2 separate regions of the Homo sapiens genome follow, and region 1 is linked to region 2. The links are chromatin loops, found by intact Hi-C in ENCODE. Cell type or tissue: HepG2. All regions are shown on one strand. Links, peaks and the distances in the headings refer to the core of each region. The heading gives the core; the rest is flanking DNA. Region 1 has its middle 24 kb from the start of PHACTR2-AS1. Region 2 holds the start of PLAGL1 (PLAG1 like zinc finger 1).

Region 1 (12,861 bases), core at 1,860-9,859, 420 kb before region 2:
AGCAAGTTTCCTGATTTTCAGTGTGAAAATAGAACATAAAAACTTCTTGGATTTATTTCTAAACAGAACTAACATCAGAATCATCTGAATCATCAGAATAATCTATTTCGGAAAAATTAGATTCATCAAATGAATCTTCGGCCAACAACTGTTCAAGAACGATGTTAACATCAGGCATAGACATAGGAATGCTACGTTTTCTAGGATTTGACATTTTCAGCGATCAAGAATTACTATATTTTGTAAATGAAAATACCACTACTAAAAACAGAATGTTGTAAATAGAATAATGTCTTTTATTTCCAAAGTCAACATACTAGAGCGATACAATAATAATAATAAAAGCAAGATATTTGGTGGCAAAGTTATCTTGGAGCAAACACTGCAGCCGCAAGCACTGCCAGTGAGTATTCTTGGGGCAAGTGGAATGATTAAGTCCAGAGTTTGTTGAGAAAAAAGGTGAGATAGTTTTTTGTGGTCATATTCAAAAAATGAATGAGATATTTAAAGGTAAGAGTTTTCTATTTTGAAATTGAGACTCACTACTTTTTCATCCATCCCATGGGAACTCTACCTGAAGGGTTATTGAAAGTAAAATATTGGCCGGGCGCAGTGGCTCATACCTGTAATCCCAGCACTTTGGGAGGCTGAGGCGGGCGGATCACCTGTGGTCAGGAGTTAGAGACCAGCCTGACCAACATGGAGAAACCCCGTCTCTACTAAAAATACAAAATTAGCCAGGCGTGATGGCACATGCCTGTAATCCCAGCTACTCAGGAGGCTGAGGCAAAAGAATTGCTTGAGTTCGGGAAGCAGTGGTTGCAGTGAGCTGAGATCGTGCCATTGCCCTCCAGCCTGGCAACAAGAGTGAAACTCTGTCTCTAAAATAAAATAAAATAAAATAAAATAAAATAAAATAAAATACTAGTCTAATGCTCAGCACAAATTCTAAATATTACTGGCAGTGAAAGATCTTCTAAAGCCTTTTTATACTTAAGATCATTGATCTTATACAAGTAGATAGAATTACAGGATCCCAATTTAAAAGGGTTCTGGCATTGACAAATATGGAAAGATTTTCCCTAGCTATAAGGTGGTACTTAGTAACTCCAGTATGTTGTCAATAGAAATATAAGTGTCTACAAGTACTAAACATTATGATGTTGGAGAAACAAACCTCATTGGCCTGGTCATTCAATAATCTTCAAATTTTTGAGAACATTTCATTTTTAGAAAATGGAACCCTTTTTTCCCCAAATTTTACGGAAGCCCAACTGATCAAAGTAGAGCCGCTTTGATGAAAAGATCTGAACATTCTCAAAGGTATGAGTGGCTCTCCAGAGTAACCTCTGAGACACCACCAGAGTGTCACTAGGGTCTTGCAGAGCAGAGTTTGAAAACCAGATGTCCCAAATGTCAGTCCTCAGAGTAAGGCTTTCTCAGAATCTACCCAAAGAAAGCAGGAAGAATGTAATAAAGATAAATGTAAGAGTTCATGAAATAGAAAACAAATATATGAGGATCAACGAAACTAAAAGTCAGTTCTATGAAAAGACTGATGAAAATGACACACCTGGGAATATCCATGAGAGAGAAGAAAGCACAAAAAACAGTATTAGAAATAAAAAGGAACAAGCCTGTAGAAGTTGCAGAAATTAAAAGGTAGCAAGAAGATATTATAAACAATTTGATATCTATGAATTTGAAAACAGATGAAATGTATATGTTCCTAAAAAATGTAGCTTACTGAAACTGGCTTATGACAAAATAAAAAATTAAAAAGACCTATAACTATTAGCTAATTTGAATCAATGATCAAAATGCTTCATAAGACTCTGAAGATTTTATGAGTTCAATTCAACCTTCAAGGAACAAATCACTCTCATCGTATGAGTTTGCTAGAGCTGCCACAACAAAATGCCACAGATTGGGTGGCTTAAATAACAGAAATTTATTTTCTCACAGCTCTGGAGGCTGGAAGTCCAAGATCAAGGTGTTAGCAGGTATGGTCTCTTCCTAGGTATCTCTCCTTGGCTTGCAGATGGCTGCTGACATGGTTTCGATTTGTGTCCCACCCAAATCTCATGTCCAGTTGTAATCTCCAGTGTTGGAGGAGGGGTCTGGTGGGAGGTGATTGGATCATGGGGGTGGATTTCCCCCTTGCTGTTGTCATGATAGTGAATGACTTCTCACGATATCTGGTTGTTTAAAAGTGTGGGGCACCTCACCCTTTGCTCTCTTCCTCCTGCTCCAGCCATGTAAGACGTGCCTGCTTCCTCTTTGCCTTTTGCCATGATTCCAAGTTTCCTGAGGCCTCCCCAGTCATGCTTCCTGTACAGCCTGTGGAACCATGAGCCAAGGAAACCTTTTTTCTTTATTAATTACTCAGTCTCAGGTAGTTCTTGCAATGCGAGAACAGACTGATACAACTGCCGTCTTGTATCCTCAGGTGGTCTTTTCTCTGTGTGTTCACTTCCGGTGTCTCTGTGTCCAAATTTCCTCTTCTTATACAAACACCAGCCAGATTGAAGTGGGGCTCACTCTAACAGCTTCATTTTAATACCATCATCTCTTTTAAAGGCCCTATCTCCAAATACAGTCACATTTCAAGGTCCTGGAAGCCAGGGCTTCAACATATAAATTTAGGGGAGGGGACACAATTCAGTCCATTGCACTAATCTTATGCAAACTATTTCATATTATAGAAGATGACGATACACATCCCAGCTCATTCTAGAACCAGGCAAGGATAATAGGAGAAGGGAAAATGGCAGACTAGTCTCAATTATCAAAGTAGATGGCAAATTCCTAAACAAAACGTAACCTAACCCAGCAATGTGTCTAAAAATATAATGATCATGCCCAGGTTGAATTTATTACAGAATATTATAGTCACGAAAACTCTGTGCTCAGCAATTAAAACTCATGGTAGCAGAGTTTAAAATTCGTTAGTTTACTGGTTCTTAGTGATAAAAGAAAATTTTACTTACTTAAAAATAAATTTGATTTACATAAGAGTGGAATTTTAGGTAGCCTTATGTTCATTAAAATCTGTCTTTTTATAAAATGGATTTTTAGTTTGGTATTTTCCCCGTATTTGGTCTTCCAGTCAGTAAAACTTTTCATGTGCTGCAGATGACTTTTAGGAACTCACCACCATGAAGATGGAGGACCCACATTCATAAAAACATCACAGTGTTTCATGCAAGGCCTAATGAGCTTCTGGAATTGTTCAGAGGAGAATGCCAGTCTGTGACTTCAAATGTGCTTTTGCAGAAAATGTCTGTCAGCCTGTGGTTGCTTAAGTCTGTTATTTTAAGACACTCATCAAGAGGAACATAGCATTTCACCTCCTCCATGCTGTTTACATGACTTAATGTAAGATCAGTGTTAGAAAGCTAATTACAGCATCCTAGATTGAACAGTAATTAGGCATTTGCAATCACAAGTGGGTGCTATTGAAAAAGAGAAAGGAAGAAAACACCAAATGAACACCATTCAGTGCAATTTTTAGGTTTAAATATCACTCCAGGAGTTCAATGGCTTTCTTTCTATCTCTCTATGTACAGGAACACGCTGTCTTAGATGTTATATCTGAAGATCTAAGAAAGAAAAAGCCTTATGTCTTAATAGCTGAATTTCTGTGCTAAGGAAGTTCAGGCCTCTAGACCCTTCCCTTGAAGGGTCTATTATGATACCTTCCTGTGGATGGTTAATTTTGCCCTGTTGTGTGGCCTCAGCCCATTCCCTATCCCAATGACAATCTTGCCAGCACATGCTGCGTGTCACTAGATGGACTGGCCGAGACCAAAAATGAAGCAGAACAAATCCATACCCACTACCATGAAAACTCGACGTGTATATCCTACCAACAGTCGGCCAAGTAGAATTGTACTTGTATAAAAATACAGCATTTCTTATGATAATTTTATGTAAGTATTTGAGACAATATTTTGAAATATTAACAGGTTTTTTTTCTGTAATTCTTTGTGCCTTGTGATGCTTCCTTTTGCCCCATCAGCCAAGACATTCCACGTTCATTTGCTTGGGAATACGTGACAGAGCTGAAGGCAGAGAACAATGAAGTCAGCTCCTGACTTTTGAATTTCAAAAGTGTAGGCCAGGCATAAGATAAAAGGTGGGAAGAATTCTTTAGAGATAAGCATGGAGGTGGGCCATTCCAGGGTACATTTAGGACACTCTGGAATGACCCTGCATCAAGCATGTTGAGAAAGAAAGAGAAACTTCCTGTTTTTTTCTAGGTGTTCCAGGTAGGTGGCCAAGGAGAGTGTCATCAAGTTCCCTGTTCCACAGCTTGTTACAGGAGCAGAGAAAGAGCATATGAGACCAGGAGGGACTAAGGTGGTCCTTTCCCAGCCAGGGGTTATGTGTTTCCAAGAGCAGCATGAACACAGCCCAGAGAGGCCGCAGACCTGAGGCTGCTGTGAGTTCAGGAAGGAGGCATGACACAACAGTGACCTCCATGAACCTCTTGCCTAGGGCTGTGAAGGCCAAATGGAATTGAGGACATCTCAGAGAATTCCAGTGGCGATAGATGACGATCCCAATGCTGCACTGACATGTGGGCATAAGGGGCCTCCCTGCTCTGGGCGCCACCTTGGCCTCCTCCAATTATCCATCTCTCCCAGGGTAGGGAATGTGGAGCCACCTGGAACCCAGACATCCTTTCCTATGCCATGTTTTGGTTACTTTGGGCCCTAGAATTCCTGGCTCAAACAGGGAATTTGTCCACTTCCAGGTTTTCCTGGGCCACTTCCCTAGATCTATTTTTAGGAGATTGAAGGCAGATTGTACTTCTGGTCTTCCTAGACCCGAGGGTTAGCCTGGGCATGGCTGTTTGTGGGTTGTGTTGACAGAAGTGCATTTGTGGATATGAGAGGTGCATGCAGACTCTGACACAATGGGACAGACCTGGTGGTGCTCTGAGGAGTGGGTGCTTCAGGCCAGGAGCCAACTCTCTCAGTGCCACCATGTTCCAGATCATTATGAAGGTGTATTGGTTAAGGCTGGAGGATAGAACATATGGTAACTAATAGTTCGTTAGCTTGATTTACAGCTTTTAAATATTTAGGCATATGGGATGGGGGCTTCCATTTGTGTACTTGCCCCAGTCCCTACAAATGTAATGGGCAGGCTTGGATAACACCAATGGTAAGATGAACCATCCTCTCCATCCAGATCCCCTGCATGTTTACTATTGTTTAGTAAGTTTTCTAGAGCTTTACCCAATTTCAGGAAAAGGTAAGCCTAAGAAGAGGTAGGGAACCCCAATTAACTGAGATTTTTCCATCCAAAGCCTTGGATGGAAATCCTAATTCCAAGATGTCCCAGTCACACTAGGACTTGTACTCCAGGGGGCGCTATTCACATCGACTAATACTCTATAGGGGCCATTCCCTTGATTTGGTCACTCATCCTCTTTCCGGTCGTTTGTTTATGCTCTTTCCATTAACCTAGTAATGTCCTTCCCTCTGTCTGTCCATCTCATCGATAAAGCCATGCGTATATGAAGCATAAATGAATTTCCTACTTAGACTTGGGTTCCATCCCCAGTTCATTCCATATTCATTGTCTACATTACACAAATTAGCTATTGTTAAGAATCCCAACCTTGGGCTGGGCACGGTGGCTCAAGCCTGTAATCCCAGCACTTTGGGAGGCCAAGGCGAGCAGATTACTTGAGCCTAGGAGTTTGAGACCCAGGCTGCAAAATGGCGAAACCCTGTCTCTACAAAAAATAAAAAAAAATAGCCGGACATGGTGACACACATCCCAGCTACTTGTGAGGGTGAGGTGGGAGGATCGCTTGAGCCTGGGAAGTCGATACTATTGTAAGCTGAGATCATGCCACTGCACCTGCACTCCGGCCTGGGTGACAGAGCAAGACCCTGCCTCAAAAAAAAAAAAAAAAAAAAAAAAGGAACCCCCATGAGATTATCTATTTGAGAGGAAAAATTCCATTTCACATCTAAACTCATTGAACAGGTATTTATTGAACATCCACTAGGCATCAGGTTGTGTGGTTGTGTATTAGATGCTGGGAATTCAAAGCAAATTATGGCCCTGTCCTCATAGGAAGTCCTGTGGGGGCTGCAGAGCAGTGGCCAGACAGTTGCTATGCCATATGGTAAGTGGGTAAGTGTTAGGGTGATGGAAGGTCAGGATCTCAAGGAGGAAACACAGGGGGTGTCTAACTGGTCTCGGTAGGCCAGAGAATACTTTCTAGAAAAAAGGTATCTCAGTTGAAACTGGAAGGATGTTTATTGGAGATTATTGGCATATCTTCATTTCTGCTTCAAATAGTTACAGAAGAGACTCTTAGTTCAGCAGTAACAGCACAGCAAGTTTATTTTGGGGTTAAAGATACATATTCTTTTCATATCTTGAATGGGTATTAATTCATTCAAAAGCCAAATGATAGAAACTTTGGTTAAGCAATTTAAGTAAAACCTAATTTTATCTATAGAAGTCCTATAGAAGTTCTTCATAATTTTGTTTATATTCAGAGGTAGAAGATCTGTAAATGTAGATCACTGAAATGTTTATAAGATGATTCCTACATTATCTGATTAAAGTATTGATTCATTTAAATATTGAATGCCCACGAGGAGCTTATAGGGAAATAGTGAATGTGTTAGGCCCTGTACTGGACACCTTCCTCTATGTTATCTCACTTCAAAAACACAAACGTGACATTCAAGTTCTATGATAATAGCAACCATTTCTCCATGCTCTTGTATTTGACAATATTCTAATGCATACTTTTTCTCTGCTGTCCCTACTGTGGATGTAAGGCTGTAAACTAGCCCTAGTTTTTTAAAAGAATATTCCAGTTGTCTGTTTTTATCCATGTTGCAGATCGAGCATCCCTAATCTGAAAATCTGAAATGTGAAATGCTCCAAAATCTGAAACTTTTTGAGAACCAATATGAAATAGTGATACCATTGTTTTCTGATGGTTCAATATATACAAACTTTGTTTCCTGCACAAAACTATTAAAAGATGTTGAATAAAATTACCATCAGGCTACATGTATAAGGTGTATATGAAACATAAATGAATTTTCTGTTTAGACTTGGGTCCCATCCCCAAAAGATCTCATTATGTCTGGTCCCAAACATTTTGAATAAGGGACAGTCGACCTGTACTATGAATGAAAACCATTGACATTGCATGTGTATTATCCCCCCACCACACTATGATGTCTCAGAGCAGGGTCTTGTTGACTGTTGAGTCCCTACTGCTCTGCCCAATGCCTGGCTTATGCCAGCACTCAGTGAGTGTCAGTGGAATGAATTTGTTCAAGAAAATAGTGTGTTTGAGAGCTGTTCACCTGAAAAACCATTAAAGGCTAATTATTTGTGTTGAGAACCAATGTAAGTATCCTGGTGGAATATGGAAACAATCCACGATGATTGGTGGAGATTCAGCCCCACTCCTTCTCTACTGAATGAAAACTGGGTATTGCTGCTACTGGAGGGGAAGTGAAGTAAGGAATGCCCCTGATTTGATTATGGTCCAGGGAGCAAGCCCAGGCTTCTGCCTCAGTGCTGGCCTTGGCCTATACCTAGCCAGCCGCACATGGGCTTCCTCTAGAGTTTGCCGTCCATGGATCTGGAACCAACAGCCTGAGCTACAGAGACTGGGCTGGAGCTGCTACCAAGTGCTTGGCCCTGTTTTGCTCTCATTAACCAGGTCAGAATTGCTGGCTGCCGTTGCTGTCAGGTGGGGTGAGTCAGGTCTGTGGGGATGTTTGACATCATAGGCGCCCTCTTATTCTAATCAGCTTGTTTTAGCAGAGCTCCTTTGTATAAACACATCAGCTGAAGGAAGCTCTGAAATGAAGACTGTTACATAATGATTTTATGAATAACATACAGCTTCCTAAAATCAGTCTTTTTCTGTTAGATCTTCAAACCAGGTTTTAGAAGCAAGACAATTTTAGATTCTCATAGTAAGAACAAATTTAGACACCTTCATAAGGTGTGACGCATTTGATGCAAAATATAGATGGACGAGGAATGATGTTGCTTATTAAAAAGTTCAATTAGAGGATGGGCACTAAAATATATATGAACTAAGTTAAGTATGTCAAATGACACACTAAAGGCTAATTAGGTAAAGGGAGAAGTGTACATGACAGGTTTCTGATTTTCTAGCTTTTTAACAGTAAAGGTAACTTTATTTCCAGCATTCGACCAAAATGCAGGGATTTGGGCCACATTTACTTGGCTCCGGGGGAGTTTTTCAATCCTGTTGAAGCACAGCAGGCAAGGCCTGGGTCATGAGAATTCTATGGTGCTGACTGCATTTGGAGCTTAATTATTTAAATGTTTCCAGACTCAAATGACTGATGAGCTAACATATTTTTAATTCAGACTTTCACAGAGCAAGCTATAAGGTGTGTCTTGAGAAACTGATGCTCACTTGAAGTTCCATGCCATGTATTTTATTTCAATAGCCACATTTTAGATGACAAATTTAAAATTGTATCCAAATTTCAAGGGAACAGAGTCCTACATTAGTTCCAGTACCCAGCCCTCTTTCGTGAAGAGGACTAGAGGTGGTTTTGTTGTTGTTTTTAAAGAGAGAAAAAAGTGCTGTTAGAATAAAAATAAAGAATGTTACCAGAATGTTCTACTTAATTTAGCTTTCCAAAGATAAACACACTGGTGAATCATTACATGCTGATGGTGCTATTTAAACATTAATCCTTTAACCTTTTCCTTCTCCCTTCCTGTCTACTGAGTTGGGTGGGTTATAGGTAGCGTCACTTAGGGAAAAGTTTGTTCCTTTTTAGTTTTTCTATGGTTCAAACTATTTCTCGTATAAGCACTATCTACTGGAGACTCTTAAAATAGTACTTTAAAGAATAAAAGAACACTTGAGAATGATTCAGTTGGCGGAGATTCTATAAATTTAGATAATTTACTAATCATTATGCTTATTAAGTAATTTAACTATCTCAAATGAATTACAGATATTTTATAGCACTATCCACATGTTAATTGAATCTTGATCCTCAGGCCTGCAAAACTGGCCATGAAAAATACTTTTGTTGTCCCCAGCAAGCCAGATCTGTGAGTCCCTTTATTCCTCTAGGTCTTCATTTGGTGTCTTTTTAGCGTATGTTCTGTTTTCCAAGTTGGGAGCGGCTAACTAAGCGGGTCGTCCTTTCTCAGAAGGTTTATTTCTTGGTGGTGATCTTGTTATTGAGGCTCACATTTACCTGAACTGCATTAAGAGAGAGACACTCTTACTTATATTTGTATCCCCAGATTGTTAGCAGAATATCAGTAATAAATGCTTAACAGCCAGTGTTTTTGAGTGGATAATATAATAGGTTTTCGACAAGTGAATGTTTTTGAAAACACCAAAACTCTGTGTAAGAATCACAGCCATCAGGCCGGGCACTGTGGCTCATGCCTGTAATCCCAGCATTATGGGATGCCAAGGTGGGAGGATCACATGAGCCTAGTAGTTTGAGATCAGCCTGGGCAACATAGTGAGACCCCATTTTACTAAAAATAAAAAAGTTAGCTGGCTGTGGTGGTATGTGACAGTAGTCCCAGCTACTTGGGAGGCTAAGGCAGGAGGATCGCTTAAGCCCAGGAGTTTGAGGTTGCAGTGAACTGTGATCGTGCCACAGCATTCCAGCTTGAGTGACAGAGTGAGACCTCATCTCAAAAAAAATAAAAATAAAAATAAAAAGAATCATGGCGTCCAACTCTGGGGCTGTTGCTAGGGCTCTGCAGCCCTTGCTGAAAGTCCTGTGAACTTACTTGCTGGCCAGCAGCCCCATCTGCCTTCTGCCTGTGTCTTGCAACAGCCCTATTGCTGCCAGCACAGCCCTCCTGCCTCCTTCCCTCCTGCGTTTCTGCTCCCAGTATGCACATCAAGGTCACATTCTTCTGCTCTATACTCTGGATCTTTCTACACTTGGCATGTATTTTCCCCTCTGTGTTCTCACGCTCCACACTGTGGAAGAACACATTCTCTTGGGAAAACCCATTGTAGGGAGGGACAGGAATGACTTCCAGGAAGATAGTTGCTCAACCTAGCCTCCAAGAAATGAAAGACATACCATTCGTGAGCTGCTTGCTGTCCCTCCCTTGAAGGAATATTGAGGTGGTCTAGGGTATCTCAGTGGTTTTGCTTTTTTGCCTTGAGCAGTTGTACGGAAACATAATACTGGCTTCCAGGTGAGTAGTAAAGACCTCATGCATTTTCATTAAATGTGATTTCTTTTATTCAAGGTGAATATCATCCTCTACCCACAGACCATCCTAAAAATAAAGTGAAATCCCTACTCTCTACAACCCACATGCCAAATGTGAGCAAACATGTTTGGAATAAGGTGTATTACATATGTCATCTTTGCAGAGTTCAGTTGTAATTTGTCCTGGACTCTTGGATTCCTCTTCTGCTGTCTGTTTTTCCTGATGGGAGCCAGTGATAAAAGGATTAAGGAGATCTGATTCCCCCTTCAAACAATACATGGTTCCATTTGTGTTCTAGCATAGAGGTTTTTAAAGTCTTTATTCAGCATTGACCTAAACACTTCTTCCTTTAAGCCACTGAACATGCTGGACCCAGGCTTTGGAATGCCATATAGAGCTAGATTATTGGAAATCCTCCAGGTCCATTATATTGACATTCTTTTTTATAATTTCGCTACCATTTTATCCTGAGAAATTCTCTTTCATTACCTGCTCAAAGCCCATTGCTGGTGCCCTTCCTGATGCTCCTCCTACCACCTGCCATATTTTCTACCTGTTACTCAGCACGCAAGACTTCAGGTGCACCTACGGAAGTAGCGGTGGGGGCTTTGGCTGTTTCTGAGCCTGTTCCTGGGGAGAGGCAACTTTAGTTAAGGTGACTTGATGCATGTAGTTTGTTAAGACAGTGATGATATAGTAGGTCGAAGAATGCCCCCCGCGCCCCCAAAAAAGAACCATATCTTAACCCCTTAAACCTGTGAATATGTTACTTTACATGGCAAAAGGGACTTTGCAGATGTGAAGACGTTAAGGATGTTGACTTAATGATCCTGGGCGAAATGATCCTACATTATTTGGCTGGGCTCAGTGTAATCACAGGATTCCTTATAAGAGGGACAAGAAGGTTAAAAGAGGAGAAGGCAATGTGACAATGAAGACAAATTTTGGAGCAATGAGGCTGTAACCAAAGAATGCAACTGAGCCTAGGAGGTGGAAGAGACCAAGCCAGAGCCTCCAGAGGAATGCAGCCCTTCAGAACACCTTGATTTGAGCCCTACAAGATAAGACTAATTTTGGATTTCTGACCCAGAACCATCAGAGTAAATTTTGGCTGTTTTAAGCCACTAAATTGGTGGTAATTTGTTACAGTAGCAACAGGAAACTAATACTGATGAAAAGATAATAGGAAAGGAAAGTAAAAGCAGAAGTGTGGGCCAGGGAGGGATCGCAGTCATCTGATGGCAAAGCACTTCTCTAAGAACAACCACATGGCTTCCCCTTCCTGGCCTATGTCCCTGTGGATATGTTAGAACCTGGTTAACCTTGACTGTTATCCAGTGCCTTTCCTGGCTTTGTCCTTCGTATCAGATGCAGATGTTTTATCTCCTTTTTTTATGGCTCCCAGGAACTTTCTATGACCCCCTTAGAGGAATCACTAGACCTCATGTCTCAAAGACTAGCTAAGTGTTTGCTGTGGTCCTAACAAGTCCACCTAGAGCCATTTAAATGGCTGGCATTGATGCTTTCTGTTATCTGTTCCAGGTTTAGTGGCGTGAATAGTAAACATAGTAGATTAGTCCTTTGTAATTAAATTTAGATAGCATCTCACCCCTGACTCTTTTAGAACAATGATGGCAGTGGGAGGAGTCAGAGAGGTCAGTCCCCAGTTAAATCAGTCAGGCATTTATTGATGACCCTCTGGGTACTCAGCGCTTTGCTCTAGGTGTCCTAAGCTGATCTGAAAAATTGGGGTCACCTCCAATTCTTTTTTCAATGAAGTCCTGGATAAGGAGACAAAAGCAGAATGGTGAAAAAGAATCATTCTCTCAATTAATCTAAAGCCTATGTGTTAATACTCTTTAAAAAAATAAAACTACTAGATGGCAAGTGTACTTTCGTAGGAGAAAACTAAACTTTCATTAGGCTATTTAAGGAGATCAGGCAGAAATTGATTCATGAGAGAAAAAAGTAACATGCTTTTTAGGCATTTTTAGGAATTTTGGCCCTGCCTGGACCACACTGTTTATTGATTCATCCATCACTTATCTGGTCATGTATTTATTCTAGAAACAATTGTTGAGTACTCAGTAGTGTTCTGGGAGCTACGAGGAAGACCTTGACAAGATTTCTACGTCTTTCATGGAAGCAATCAATACATGTTTGATAAGAAGTAACCCAACTTAACAAATGTCGTATTACTAAAGAAATGCTTATTAATTTAAATTTAAGTCAAGCAGAGCCTAGAATACTTGTTTGATGAATCCCAAACAGCCTACGGAGGAAATTTTTTGAGTTGCAAAGGGTGCTTCCCTTGCTAGCCTATAAGAACAGCTCATTAAGATCCAACCTATACCTTTCCCCCTTTCTATGCTGTATTAAGACATACCACCCTTTCTTTATAGAGTCATGAGTCTGCAAGGGATTTGAGAGGTCAGCAGGCCATTCTGCTGACTTGGGCCCAAATGCTTTCAGGAGCCAGGCAGGCCATGTAAGTGTGTGTAGCTCAATGTGAGACAATTGGGAGTGGTGGAAACTTTGGCAAACTCAGAGCAGATGCCTTGTCTAAAGCTTTCAAGGTTTGGCCTGGCCAAATGATCATGTCAGTGAGCTGGATTTGAT
Region 2 (12,861 bases), core at 2,009-10,008:
CTGGCAGCGGCGTCCAGGGGGTCCGGCGGCACTCGCGGTGGGGCTGCCTGGGTTGCGGGTGACGATCTGCGGGGTCCCGCACCCGGCCCCGCGGAGCCCGGACCCGCACGTAGGCGGCGCGGCAAAGGCACACCCTCCTCGCGGCCGCGAACCCAGCGCCGTCCTCGCAGCGCGGCAATGCACGGCCACCGCTGCCCCCAGCCCGCCCGCCGCAGCCGCGAGCACCCAAACACCTACCCTGCGGGGCGACGACCCCCGGAGCTCAGGCGAGGCCGCTCGGGCGTGCCACCTCCGCGGCCATGACGGCGACCCGGGGAAGCGCCCCGCGCGCCAAGGCCCCGCGCTGCTGAGCTGTGAGCACGGCTGCCCCGTCCGTCCGTCCGTCCAGCACCCGCCCGGAGAGTGAGGCCAGAGCACGCCCCAGCCGTGTCTAAATCAAGGCTCGGGGCGGTACCGACGGGCTGAATGACAAATGGCAGATGCCGTGGGCTTTGCCGCCCGCGGCAGCCAAGAGGATGGCTGCGCCGAGGAGGCCGCGCGCAGGCGGGGCTCGGGAGCCGGAACGGCGCGGCCGCGAGGAGGGCGCTGGGGCCCCTGGCGGGGGCGTCACGTGGCAGGAGGAGGCCCCGCCGGGGAGCTGGGGGTCGGCGGCCGAGGCGGGGGGAGCTGAGCGGCACCCACACGTCCTGCGGGCCGGGTCACCGGTGGGGGCAAAGCCAAGGTCGCCCAGGTACAGCGCTGGCGCAGGTAGACCCGAGCCGGCCTGGGGTCTGCAGCGGGGCCTGCTAGCCGAAGTCTCCGCCAGGATGGGCCGCCAGAGCCCAATCACACATGAGAAACGCGACAGATGCTGGGACGCTGCAATAGGCCAAACTAACTTACCTCCTGTGCCAGCAGCGCCCAAGTGCAGCTGCCCAAACGTGAGCACTGACCGTGAGCCAGGCACTGTCCTAAGCACTTTGCAGGTAAATACGTGTAATCCTCACAGCAACACTGGGAGAAATACCCGTCTCACAGCTGAAGAAACGAAGACGCAGAAAGGGTAGACAGAAGTAATTTTCTAATTACGGTATCACACTACGTCTGCTTCATATAATTTCAAATTTTTCATGTTACTGGAATTTAAGAAAAATAAACTGAAGGGAATCTCTATTGCTTTCTTCCCTAAAAGACGTGCTTTTTAAAAGGCCTATAAGCATTACGTAAAAAGATTAAGAGAGGTGTAAGGAGCTCACTACATGTTCGGGTTTAGAAAGTCTCATAGCTCTGAAAGATGAGGTTAATTAGCATCATACACCTCCACCTACCTTTAGGGGGTAACCCTGCCTCTCAATTTCCATTAGTTCTGTTACTTTCGGCTTCCTAGCAATGAGAACATTTGCAATTGCTCTGCAACTTTATTTTTCCAGATGTTGTCTTAATTCTATCTTTAAATGAATTTGATATTCACTGTAACTTATCTATCCCTGAATTTTTATTTTTATTTAGTTCTTGATGGACTTCCTTCATTTTCAAGTCATATTCCTAAGGAGGGTTTATAGAGTGCTGCCATGTTTGAGAAGATCTGGTGTTTTTCTCTATACATAAATAAAAAGTGAGTTGGGTAAATATTTTCAATTCACACCTTCCTTCAAAACCTAACAGAACAAGATGGCAATTGCTTTATTTATTTTTTTATTATACTTTAAGTTTTGGGATACATGTGCAGAACGGGCAGGTTTGTTACATAGGTATACACATGCCATGGTGGTTTGCTGCACTCATCAACCCGTCATCTACATTAGGCATTTCTCCTAATGCTATCCCTACCCCACTAGCCCCCCACTCCCCAACAGGCCCCAGTGTGTGATGTTCCCCTCCCTGAGTCCATGTGTTCTCATTGTTCAACTCCCACTTATGAATGAGAACATGCGGTGTTTAGTTTTCTGTTCCTGTGTTAGTTTGCTGAGAATGATGGTTTCCAGCTTCATCCATGTCCCTACAAAGGACATGAACTCATCCTTTTTTATGGCTGCATAGTATTCCATGGTGTATATGTGCCACATTTTCTTAATCCAGTCTATCACCAATGGCCATTTGGGTTGATTCCAAGTCTTTGCTATTGTGAATAGTGCTTCAATAAACATACGTGTGCATGTGTCTTTACAGTAGAATGATTTATAATTCTTTGGGTATATACCCAGTAATGAGATTGCTGGGTCAAATGGTATTTCTGGTTCTAGATCCTTGAGGAATTGCCACACTGTCTTCCACGATGGTTGAACCAATTTACACTCCCACCAACAGCGTAAAAGCGTTCCTATTTCTCCACATCCTCTCCAGCATCTGTTGTTTCCTGACTTTTTAATGATTATCATTCTAACTGGCATGAGATGTTACCTGATAAGCAACTTCAGCAAAGTCTCAGGATACAAAATCAATGTGCAAAAATCACAAGCATTCCTATACCCCAATAGTAGACAAATAAGAGAGCCAACACATGAGTGAACTCTGATTCACAATGGCGACAAAGAGAATAAAATACCTAGGAATACAACTTACAAGAGATGTGAAGGACCTCTTCAAGGAGAACTACAAACCACTGCTTAAGGAAATCAGAGAGGACACAAACAAATGGAAAAACATTCCATGCTCATGGATTGGAAGAATCAATTATCATGAAAATTGCCATACTGCCCAAAGTAATTTATAGATTCAATGCTATCCCCATCAAGCTACCATTGACTTTCTTCACAGAATTAGAAGAAACTACTTTAAATTTCATATGGAACCAAAAAAGAGCCCGTATAGCCAAGACAATCCTAAGCAAAAAGAACAAAGCTGGAGGCATTACACTACCTGACTTCAAACTACACTACAAGGCTACAGTAACCAAAACTGCATGGTACTGGTACCAAAACAGATATATGGACCAATGGAACAGAACAGAGTCCTCAGAAATAACACCACACATCTACAACCATCTGATCTGTGACAAACCTGACAAAAACAAGCAATAGGTAAAAGATTCCCTAGTTAATAAATGGTGTTGGGAAAAACTGGTTAGCCATATGCAGAAAACTGAAACTGGACCGCTTCGTTACACCTTATACAAAAATTAACTCAAGATGGACTAAAGACTTAAAACATCAGACCTAAAACCATAAAAAGCCTAGAAGAAAACCTAGGCAATACCATTCAGGACATAGGCATGGGCAGAGTTCATAACTAAAACACCAAAAGCAATGGCAACAAAAGCCAAAATTGACAATTGGGATCTAATTAAACTAAAGAGCTTCTGCACACCAAAAGAAACTATCATCAGACTGAACAGGCAACCTACAGAATGGGAGAAAATTTTTGCAATTATCCATCTGACAAAGGGCTAATATCCAGAATCTACAAAGCACTTAAACAAATTTATAAGAAAAAAACAACTCCATCAAAAAGTGGGCAAAGGATATGAACAGACACTTCTCAAAAGAAGACATTTATGTGGCCAACAAACATATGAAAAAAGCTCATCATTACTGGTCATTAGAGAAATGCTTCAAAGATTTCTGTGGAAAGATCTTAATCCCATGTAATTTTCCCCTTGGAGGTGGCTTGATTTTTCTGCTTGGATACCTGAAGAATTCTTTAACATTAATATACCCTTTAGTATTCTTATCTGGGCTATGCCTCTGTGTCAGTTATTCTAGATCAATTTTTCCCCCCAGCATACAGTATGATCTTCCAATTTATAGATTATGTTCTTTTCTAATGTCCCATGTATATTATATATCTGAATACGCTGCTTTTTCAGGGCTGAATGTTGTTTCTATCTACTTGTTCTGTGATCCAAGGTTTTTCGGACAAGGAGAGGTGGGGGAAAAGGGGATGTGTGGAATTCAGCTCAGACAGAGTATAAAGCTTGCTGGAGGAACTCAACCTTCACATCTGAGATTCCTTTAAGTCCTCTGGCAGCTGGACTTCAAGCTAGCCAAGGGAACATCCCATGCCTCAGAGTTTCAGTTCATTTGCTCAGTTCAGCACAGTATCCCAGAAAGTGGGAAACTTTCCTGCCTCTGGCAAGATCCAACAGTGGTATGCAAAGGTTCCTCAACATCTCACAGGTGTGCCCTGCCTTTCCACATTGGGGGACGTTTGTGAGAATTCTTAGGATTTGGTCTGATCATCTTTTTCCTCAACATGTCTTGCAGCGGTGGGTGGAGGGCTGGGCAGACATAGGTTCATCTGGAGACAAAGCACGCCTCCATAGAATCTTCTGTTCTCTTTGTTTTTGCTATCAATTCTCAAATTTTACATTATAAGGTTGTACTTTTTTCTTCTTTGGTTGCAGCATGTAAGTTTTTTGTTGCTTTCTTTCCTTTGGGTGATTTAGTGTTTTGTTTTGTTTTTGAGACAGAGTCTCGCTCTGTCACCCAAGCTGGAGTACAGTGGCATGATCTTGGCTCACCGCAACCTGCCTCCCGGGTTCAAGCAATTCTCCTGTCTCAGCCTCCTGAGTAGCTGGGATTATAGGCGTGCACCATCACAACCGGCTAATTTTTGTATTTTTAGTAGAGGCTGGTATGGGGGTGCTGGGTTGGGGGGAAGTTCGCCATGTTAGCCAGGCTGGTCTCAAACTCCTGACCTCAGGTGATCCGCCTGTCTCAGTCTCCCAAAGTGCTGGGATTACAGACGTGAGCCACCATGCCTGGATGATTTAGTATTTTAATTTTGATTTTTTTAGTGCTTCCTTGTGCCATCTTTATCCAGAAGTCAGTCAAGCAGTCTTTCTTTCTCACTGGTAATGAACTATATGAAATCCTTTTTTATCTTTAGGTTATTTCCACAGTGGTCTCTTTGAACATGACTATGTTGACCTGGTAGCTGTGACACACTCTTTTTCTCCTGAGCTTTCCCTCAATGACGCATGCTTTGGCATTACAGCATGCCCTAGCAAAGCTTCTGGAGCAGGGGTTGCAAACTCAAATCTCTACAAAGTTTAAAACAGTGAGGAACAATGGGACTGTGGTAAAGTGAAAAGGACATTCTTTGTGTAAGGGGCAGATGCTCAGCTCAGGCCAATGGCTGCCATGTTTGAACTCAGGGCAGGGTTGCCACATCTGCATAATTTTCAAGGGAAGTATGCTATCTAACATTTTAATATAAAATCTTCTAATTTTGGAAACACTGCAGAGGCCACATGAAGTATTTCTCCAGGTCAAACTGGACCCAAGGGTTGCCAGCGTGGTCACTGTAGTAGACAGAACCCCTCAGGACAAATTCCATAATCACACTTTTTCTCTAAGTATTTGGAGATTCCATTTTATTCTGCAGACTATTGAATGACTTCTTAACATTTCTTCAGCAAATGCAGAACAAGAAAATTCATGCTGACACATCTATAGGTTGATACAATGTGTCAGGACCCAACACTTTCAGGAACAGGTGTTACCAGGGGTAACAGCTATGATGGGGCTAAAATTAATACCACATGGGCAGACAATCATACAGATTATGCCCACATTAACAAAATAATGGAGGGGGAAAATGTTATTTTCAATTGATGCAAAAAGAGCATTTGACAACTACACCCCATCCTGAAAAAAATGACAACTAGGAATGGAATGGAACTTCCTTAGCCAGATAGTGGCTATATTTTATCCTATAGCTGCCATAACAAATTACCACAAACTGGTGGCATAAAACATGAAATTTATTTTCTGAGTCCGAAAGGCCAGAAGTCTGAAATCAAGATATCAGCAAAGGCCGCAGGCGCCATCTAGTGGCTCTAGTGGAGATTCCTTCCTCACAACTTCCAGCTTTTGGTGACCACTGCCATTCCCTGGCTTCCTCGGCTTCCTTGGCTTGCGGCCACAGCATGCCAATCTCTGCCTCCATCTTCACAACGCCTTCTCTGTGCGTGCCATGTGCTTTCTCCTGTGTGTATCTCTCTTATAGGGGTAGATGTCACTGTACTTAGGACTCACTGAAATAACTGAAGGTGGTCTCCTCATTTCAAGATCCGTAACTTAAGTCACATCTGCAAAGACCCTTTTATTCAACTCAGGTTACATTCTGAGATTCCAGAGATTAGGACACAAATATTTTCGAGGGTCATCAGTCAGTCCTCATGTCAAAGTTGACATGGGCAAAATCCATGTCAGCTTTGCTATAGAAATTGACAAGCTGATTCTAAACTTTATATGGAAATGAAAAGAACCTAGAAGAGAAAAAATAATCTTAAAAAGAAAAACAAAGTTGGAAGGCTTATGCTATCTGATTTTTACGCCTACTATAAGGCTAGACTAATCAAGACAATAGGGTAATGGCTGGGCATGGTGGCTCACACCTGTATCCCAGCAATTTGGGAGGCCGAGGCGGGCAGATCATTTGAGGTCAGGAGTTCAAGACCAGCTTGGCCAACATGGCAAAACCCCATCAATACTAAAAATGCAAAATTTGCCAGGCATAGTGGTGCACACCTGTAATCCCAGCTACTCAGGAGGCTAAGGCAGGAGAATTGCTTTAACCTTAAGGTGGAGGTTGCAGTGAGCCAAGATTGCACCACTGCACTCCAGCCTAGGCGACAGAGCAAGACTCTGTCTCAAAAAAATAAAAATAAAAAAAAGACAGTCGGGTACTGACATAAGGGTACCGACAGTAGGGTACTGACAAAAGACAGCAGGGTACTGACATAAGAAAAAACAATAGTGTATTGAGTCCAGAAATAGACCCACACATAAGATCTATTGGGTTTTGTTTGTTTGTTTGTTTGGAGACACAGTCTGGCTCTGTCGCCCAGGCTGGAGTACCGTGACATGATCTCGGCTCACTGCAGCCTCCACCTCCCAGTTTCAAGTGATTCTACTGCCTCAGCCTCCAGAATAGCTCGGACTACAGAGAGATGCCACGGCACCCAGCTAATTTTTGTATTTTTAGTAGAGACAGGGTTTTGCCACGTTGCCCAGGCTGGTCTCAAACTCCTAGACTCAAGTGATCTGAGCACCTCGGCCTCCCAAGGTGCTGAGATTACAGGTGTGAGCCACTGTCCCCAGCCTAGATCTATTGGTATTTTGACAGAGGTATAACATAATTCCATTGGAAAGAGATAAATGGTGTGGGAACTGGTTATCTATATAGAGAAAAAAATAAACTTCTACATGCATTTCACGCCATTCACAAAAAACGAATCAAGTGAAATCTCAGACCTAAATAAAAAGCAGGAACTATAAAACTTCTGGAATCACCTTGTTCAATACAGTACCCATAAGCCATGTATGGCTATGACGTAGCTAGTTCAAACTGAAATGTGCTACAAGTGTAAAATATACTCTGGCTTTCAAAGACTTGGGATTTTTTAAAAATGTAAAATATCCTATTAATTTTTATATTGATTACATGTTGAAATAATATTTTAGATATATTGCATATAATTCAAAGTAACTTAAACTATTTTTAAAACGTGGCTACTGGAACATTTTAAATTACCTATCTAGCTTACATGATATTTCTGTTTGACAACACTGTTTTAGAAGAAAACCTAGGGATAGGCAGAGACTGGCTGGACAGGACACAAGAAGCAATGACCCTAAAAGAATAAACTGGCAATTGGATTTTACTAAAATAAAACCTGATCTTTAAAAGAGACCATTAAGGAAAAAAATCTAAGCCACATGGGAAAAAGTCTTCACAATGCATATATCTGACATAGGACTTGCACTAAAATATTTGAAGAACCCAATAATACAATAAACAATACACTTCACTAAATAAGACATGTGAAGGGCCAAGAAGTCCAAGAATGACATTAAACATCATTTCCCCAATGATTAATGCAAATCAAAACTACAGTGAAATACCGCTACATACCCACTGGAAAGGCTAAAGTTGAAAAGACTGAAAATACCAAGGGTTGGTGACAATGTGGAAAAACTGGAACTCTCGCACATTGCTAGAAGAAATATAAAATGATACAGCCACTTTGGAAAACAGTTTGAAAGTTTCTTATAAAGTTAAACATACTCTTATTATATGACCCAGCAATCTCAGTCTTAGGTATTTTATCCAAGAGAAATGATAACATGTCTGTGGAAAGACTTAAATGCAAATATTCATATTCTCTCCAAACTGAAAACAACTCAAATATCAGTAATAAAATGGGCAAACTGCTGATACTGTCAACACAGATGAATCAAAACAACAACAACACTGTGCGGAGTCAAAGAAATCATATTGTATTAGTCAGGGTTCTCTAGAGGGACAGAACTAATAAGAGATATACATATGTGTATATATATATATACACACACATATACATATGAGTTTATTAAGTATTAACTTACATGATCACAAGGTCCCACAATAGGCTGTCTGCAAGCTGAGGAGAAAGGAGAGCCAGTCCGAGTCCCAAAACTGAAGAACTTGGAGTCTGATGTTAGAGGGCAGGAAGCATCCAGCATGGGAGAAAGATGTAGGCTGGGAGGCTAGGCCAGTCTCTCCTTTTCACATTTTTCTGCCTGCCTTACATTCGCTGGCACCTGACTAGATTATGCCCACCAGATTAAGGGTGGATCTGCCTTCCCCAGACCACTGACTCAAATATTAATCTCTTTTGGTAACACTCTCACAGACACACCTAGGATCAATACTTTGTATCTTTCAATCCAATCAAGGTGACAGTCAGTATTAACCATCATAATATGTAAACGACACATGGTCCCATTCATAGGAAATTTTAGAAACACAAAATTATAGTCTTTCTAAAGCAGATCAATAGTTTTCTACAGTGGAAGGAGGGGAGGTGTTGGAGAATTTTACAAGGTGATAGAAATGTTCTACCTCTTGGTTAGTAAGAAGATTGCATTGGGGCTATGTATTTGTCATACTGCACTGAATGATACACCTAAAATACATCCACTTGATTACATGCAAATCATACTTCAGTAAGTGTCATTAAATTATTTCCTTTCTTATTTGGATAGGATGAGGAGAAATCACATGAGATTGGTTTTATCTCTATTACCAGCAATTTGAATTAGAATTGACCTTCTGCTGTTTTTTTTGTTGTGAGCTTTTTCATTAGCACTCTCTTGTGCATTATCAGTCTGTTTTCTAACCTGTGAGGGTGTCAGTGGCAGAGGTGAAACCTGACCTAGAGCCTTCTCTTGGACTCCTAATCCAGTGTTCTTTTATAATAGTAAGCAGCCACAGAGAACAGCCTCATTATGGCATTTACAGTCCTTCAAACAGATTGTGCACCATAAAAACTCGAAAAAATCTTTTAGTGTGTTCAACTCAACAGATATTCAACAAATGCTTAGATTTAATTTTCTCTAATCACAATATAAATAACCCTTAAAAACCTGTATACATATGTAGTTTTTTTTTAAAGCGCATCGCTTCTGGCCAAACTACCTCTTGCTGGTCTTATTGCTGGCCATCCTCAAACTTCAAGTCTCTTCTCCTTTTTTTGAAACTGTAATCTTGGCTCAGAGGATTCCTGCCCCCTTCCCTCCTCTTGCCACTATTTGCAATGACTTCTCCATCTAGGTATCACTTCCCCAACAAGGGCTCCCATGATAACATCTTTGAAGTTTTCCCCAAGCAAAACTGACTAATGTCCATTTCTATCTTCAACTGACTGACATTTAGTCAACATAGAAGACTCACAAGGTGAAGTCTGGCACCTCTACTAAAATGTCCTACTTTACGTGATAAAGTTTTTCCATGTACTCATTATCGAGCCTGCTCAAGGGAGGACTTTGGCACCTGGGTGGTTAAATGCCTCTGCTAGTTGCCCCATCATCCTGGGCCAATTAGACAACCATGTGGGTGATTTATTCAATAGCCTAGTCTTAGAATTCCTTCACTTCCTCCTAATGGAAAACCTCCTCTCCATTTAAACAGTTCCCTGAATCCATGGCAAACCCGTAGACTTCAACAACCAGGATCTGCTCTCCCCTGGAAATCTTCAACTCCAAAATTCCCACCTCTGATCATAACTTCCTGCTCTTCCTGGTTTCTCACTCTCTCACTCACAGGATGTTTACTCTGACTGCAGTAAGACTCTCCAGTCTCCTTCACTGGATTCCCTCCTTGTTTCCACTCCTTCCCTAGCCAGCCTACACCACAAGGTTCAAGATTGTAATCATTTTCTCACCACTGTCCAGATCTTGACATCCTGTCCTTGCACCAAACCAAACTCCAAAGCTCCAGCCCCACTAATGAATGAGCACAGAAGGAATAATTTTAAAAAGTTACATTTTGTAGCCATCAGAGTAATAATGAATACATGAATTATCAATGGATGCTAAAACTACTTCGGGGAACATTGAAGAGGAATAGGATATTTATATAGTCTATATAGTCTCAAAAAAGTTAAAGAAAGAAATCCTATCATTTACAACAACATGCATGAGCCTGGAGGACATTATGTTAAGTGAAATAAGTCAGACACAAAGACAAACACAGCATGATCTTTCTTACCTGTAGAGTATAAAAAAGTGAAACTCATAGAAGTAGACAGAGAGTAGAATGCTGGTTACCAGGGGCTGGCGGGGGTGAGAGGATGGGGTAGCGGGTATTGGTCAAAGGACACAAAGTTTCAGTAAGGAGGAATAAGTTCAAGATTTCCAGTGTACACTATGGTGACTATCGTTAATATAATTTATTGTATACTTGAAAATTGCAGATTTTAGTAAGTATTCTTACCACAAAAAATAAGTATGTGACATCAGGGATTTGTTAATTAGCTTGATCTAGCCATTTGGCAAGGCATACAAATATAAAAACATGTTAGACACCATAAAATATATCATTTTTATTCATCAATTTAAAGAAAAATAATTTTTTTAAAAGTGATGTTCACTCTAACATCTAAATTCTCTCTGCAAGAACTTTAAAAAAAGTTAATATCACCAGTAATGCCACAAATTGACATGTACCTCCTAATGTGATATACTGATCAAGACACATCACATATGTAGTATTCCTGCCAAAGACGCACAAATTAAATCTTAATGATGGAATAATTAGATGAACCAAAGTCGAGGGACATTAATAAAGAGCGAGGCATAGTGGCTCATGCCTGTAATGCCAGCAACTTGGGAAGCTAAGGTGGGAGGATCACTTGAGCCCAGGAGATCAAGGCTGCACTGAGTTATGACCGCACCACTATACTCCAGCCTGGGGTACAGAGAAAGACCCTATATTTAAAACAACAACAACAACAACAAACTAGACTATGTTGCAAAAACATCAATGTTATAAAGACAAACGCTGAGATTCCAGATTAAATGAGATTACAACCACTAAACTGAATGCAATACTTCATTCTAAAGTGATCCCTGGATTTTTAAAAAATGCTATAAAGGCCAGGCACTGTGGCTCATGCCTGTAATCCCAGCACTTTGGGAGGCCAAGTGGGTGGATCACGAGGTCAGGAGTTCAAGATCAGCCTGGCCAACATGGTGAAACACCGTCTCTACTAAAAATACAAAAATTGGCCAGGCATGGTGGTGGGCGCCTGTAATCCCAGCTACCCAGGAGGCTGAGGCAGGATAGTTGCTCAAACCTGGGAGGCGGAGGTTGCAATGAGCCGATATGGCGCCACTGCACTCCAGCCTGGGTGAGAGAGGGAGACTCTCTTGAGGAAAAAAAAATGCTATAAAGACATTGAACAATTGGATAAACTTGAACATGGGCTCAACATTGAATAATAATATTGTACTAATGTTAAATTTCCTGAGTGTAATAATAGTCCTGTGGTTATGTAGGAGAATGTCATTGTTCCTAGGAGACAAATGCTGATGTAGTTAAACAATCATAAATCTAGTTTAACCTCAATCGGTTCAGCAAAATAAGTAGGCATTCTATATTACTGAATCTAAGTGGGGGGGTAGGGGAGCACATTGTACTGTTCTTCCAGCTTTTTGTTTTGAAAAATTTCAAAACCACAAAAAAGTTACTTAAAAAAAAAAAAAGGAAAACCCTCCAGCTCAGATTCAGCCATCTGATTATGATGTTCCTTTATTCAAGCTGGTAGGAACTGCTGGAACAACTCCCACAAATGTAGAAATGCATAGCTCCCAACCAAGGTATGCCTAATATTGACCAGAAATCCAGCTGAATATTTGTGTCCCCCTGCAAATTAGTATATTGAAATCATAATCCCCAATGTGATTGTATTTGAAGATGGGGTCTTTGGGAGGTAATTAGGTCATGAAGATAGAGCCCTCATGATGGGATTAGTACCCTTACACCAGAGAGCTCACTTCCTCCTTCTCTCCCTCTCTCCACTCTGTGAGGAAGCAAGAAGACCGCTGTCCACGAACTAGAAAGAGAGCCCTCACCACACACTGAATCTGACAGCACCCTAATCTTGCACTTCCCAGCTCCCAGACTGTGGGAAATAAATTCATGTTGTTTTAGCCACCTACTCTATGGACACTTCCTTGTTTGTTTGTTTGTTTGTTTGTTTGTTTAGACGGAGTCGCTCGCCCTGTTACCCAGGCTGGAGTGCAATGGTGCAATCTCGGCTCACTGCAACCTCCGCCTCTCAGGTTCAAGCAAGTCTCCTGCCTCAGCCTCCCGAGAAGCTGGGATTACAGGTGCGGGTCACCACACCCAGTTAATTTTTTGTATCTTTAGTAGGGTTGGAGTTTCACCATGTTGGCCAGGCTGGTCTCGAACTCCTGACCTTGTATCCACCCACCTCGGCCTTCCAAAGTGCTGGGATTACAGGCATGAGCCACCACGCCCGGCCCTTTGTTTGTTTTTAATGTTAATTTTATTCATTTATTTATTTTAGAGACAAGGACTTACTATGTTGCCCAGGCTGAATTCAAACTCCTGAGTTCAAGTGATCCTCCTGCCTAAGCCTCCTGAGGTGCT

The links. A loop is a pair of places that touch in the nucleus more often than their neighbours do. Peaks named below come from ENCODE experiments on the same cell type or tissue, not always from the same donor. Only the 100,000 strongest peaks of a DNase experiment are listed, where the experiment ranks them.
Region 1: a loop joins it to region 2, with 6 times the contacts of the local background. A loop is called at or near these places in 5 of 110 quality-filtered maps.

The regions. Positions count from the first base shown.
Region 1 is chr6:143,587,131-143,599,991 of GRCh38, forward strand. It overlaps a transcript of PHACTR2 not described here. Among named protein-coding and RNA genes, the nearest start is that of PHACTR2-AS1, 24 kb to the left of the region's middle. In HepG2, for the core only: a CTCF peak has its summit at 5,368 (motif pointing right); no DNase peak of the experiment used is centred there.
Region 2 is chr6:144,007,853-144,020,713 of GRCh38, forward strand. PLAGL1 (PLAG1 like zinc finger 1) reads right to left here and starts at 407. Exons shown (of 8, transcript NM_001317162.2): 1 at 238-407. It overlaps HYMAI (hydatidiform mole associated and imprinted), which reads right to left and starts at 407. Exons shown (of 1, transcript NR_002768.3): 1 at 1-407. RefSeq lists silencers at 1-18, 214-403, 594-643. In HepG2, for the core only: a CTCF peak has its summit at 5,745 (motif pointing left); a DNase peak (open chromatin) is centred at 5,749.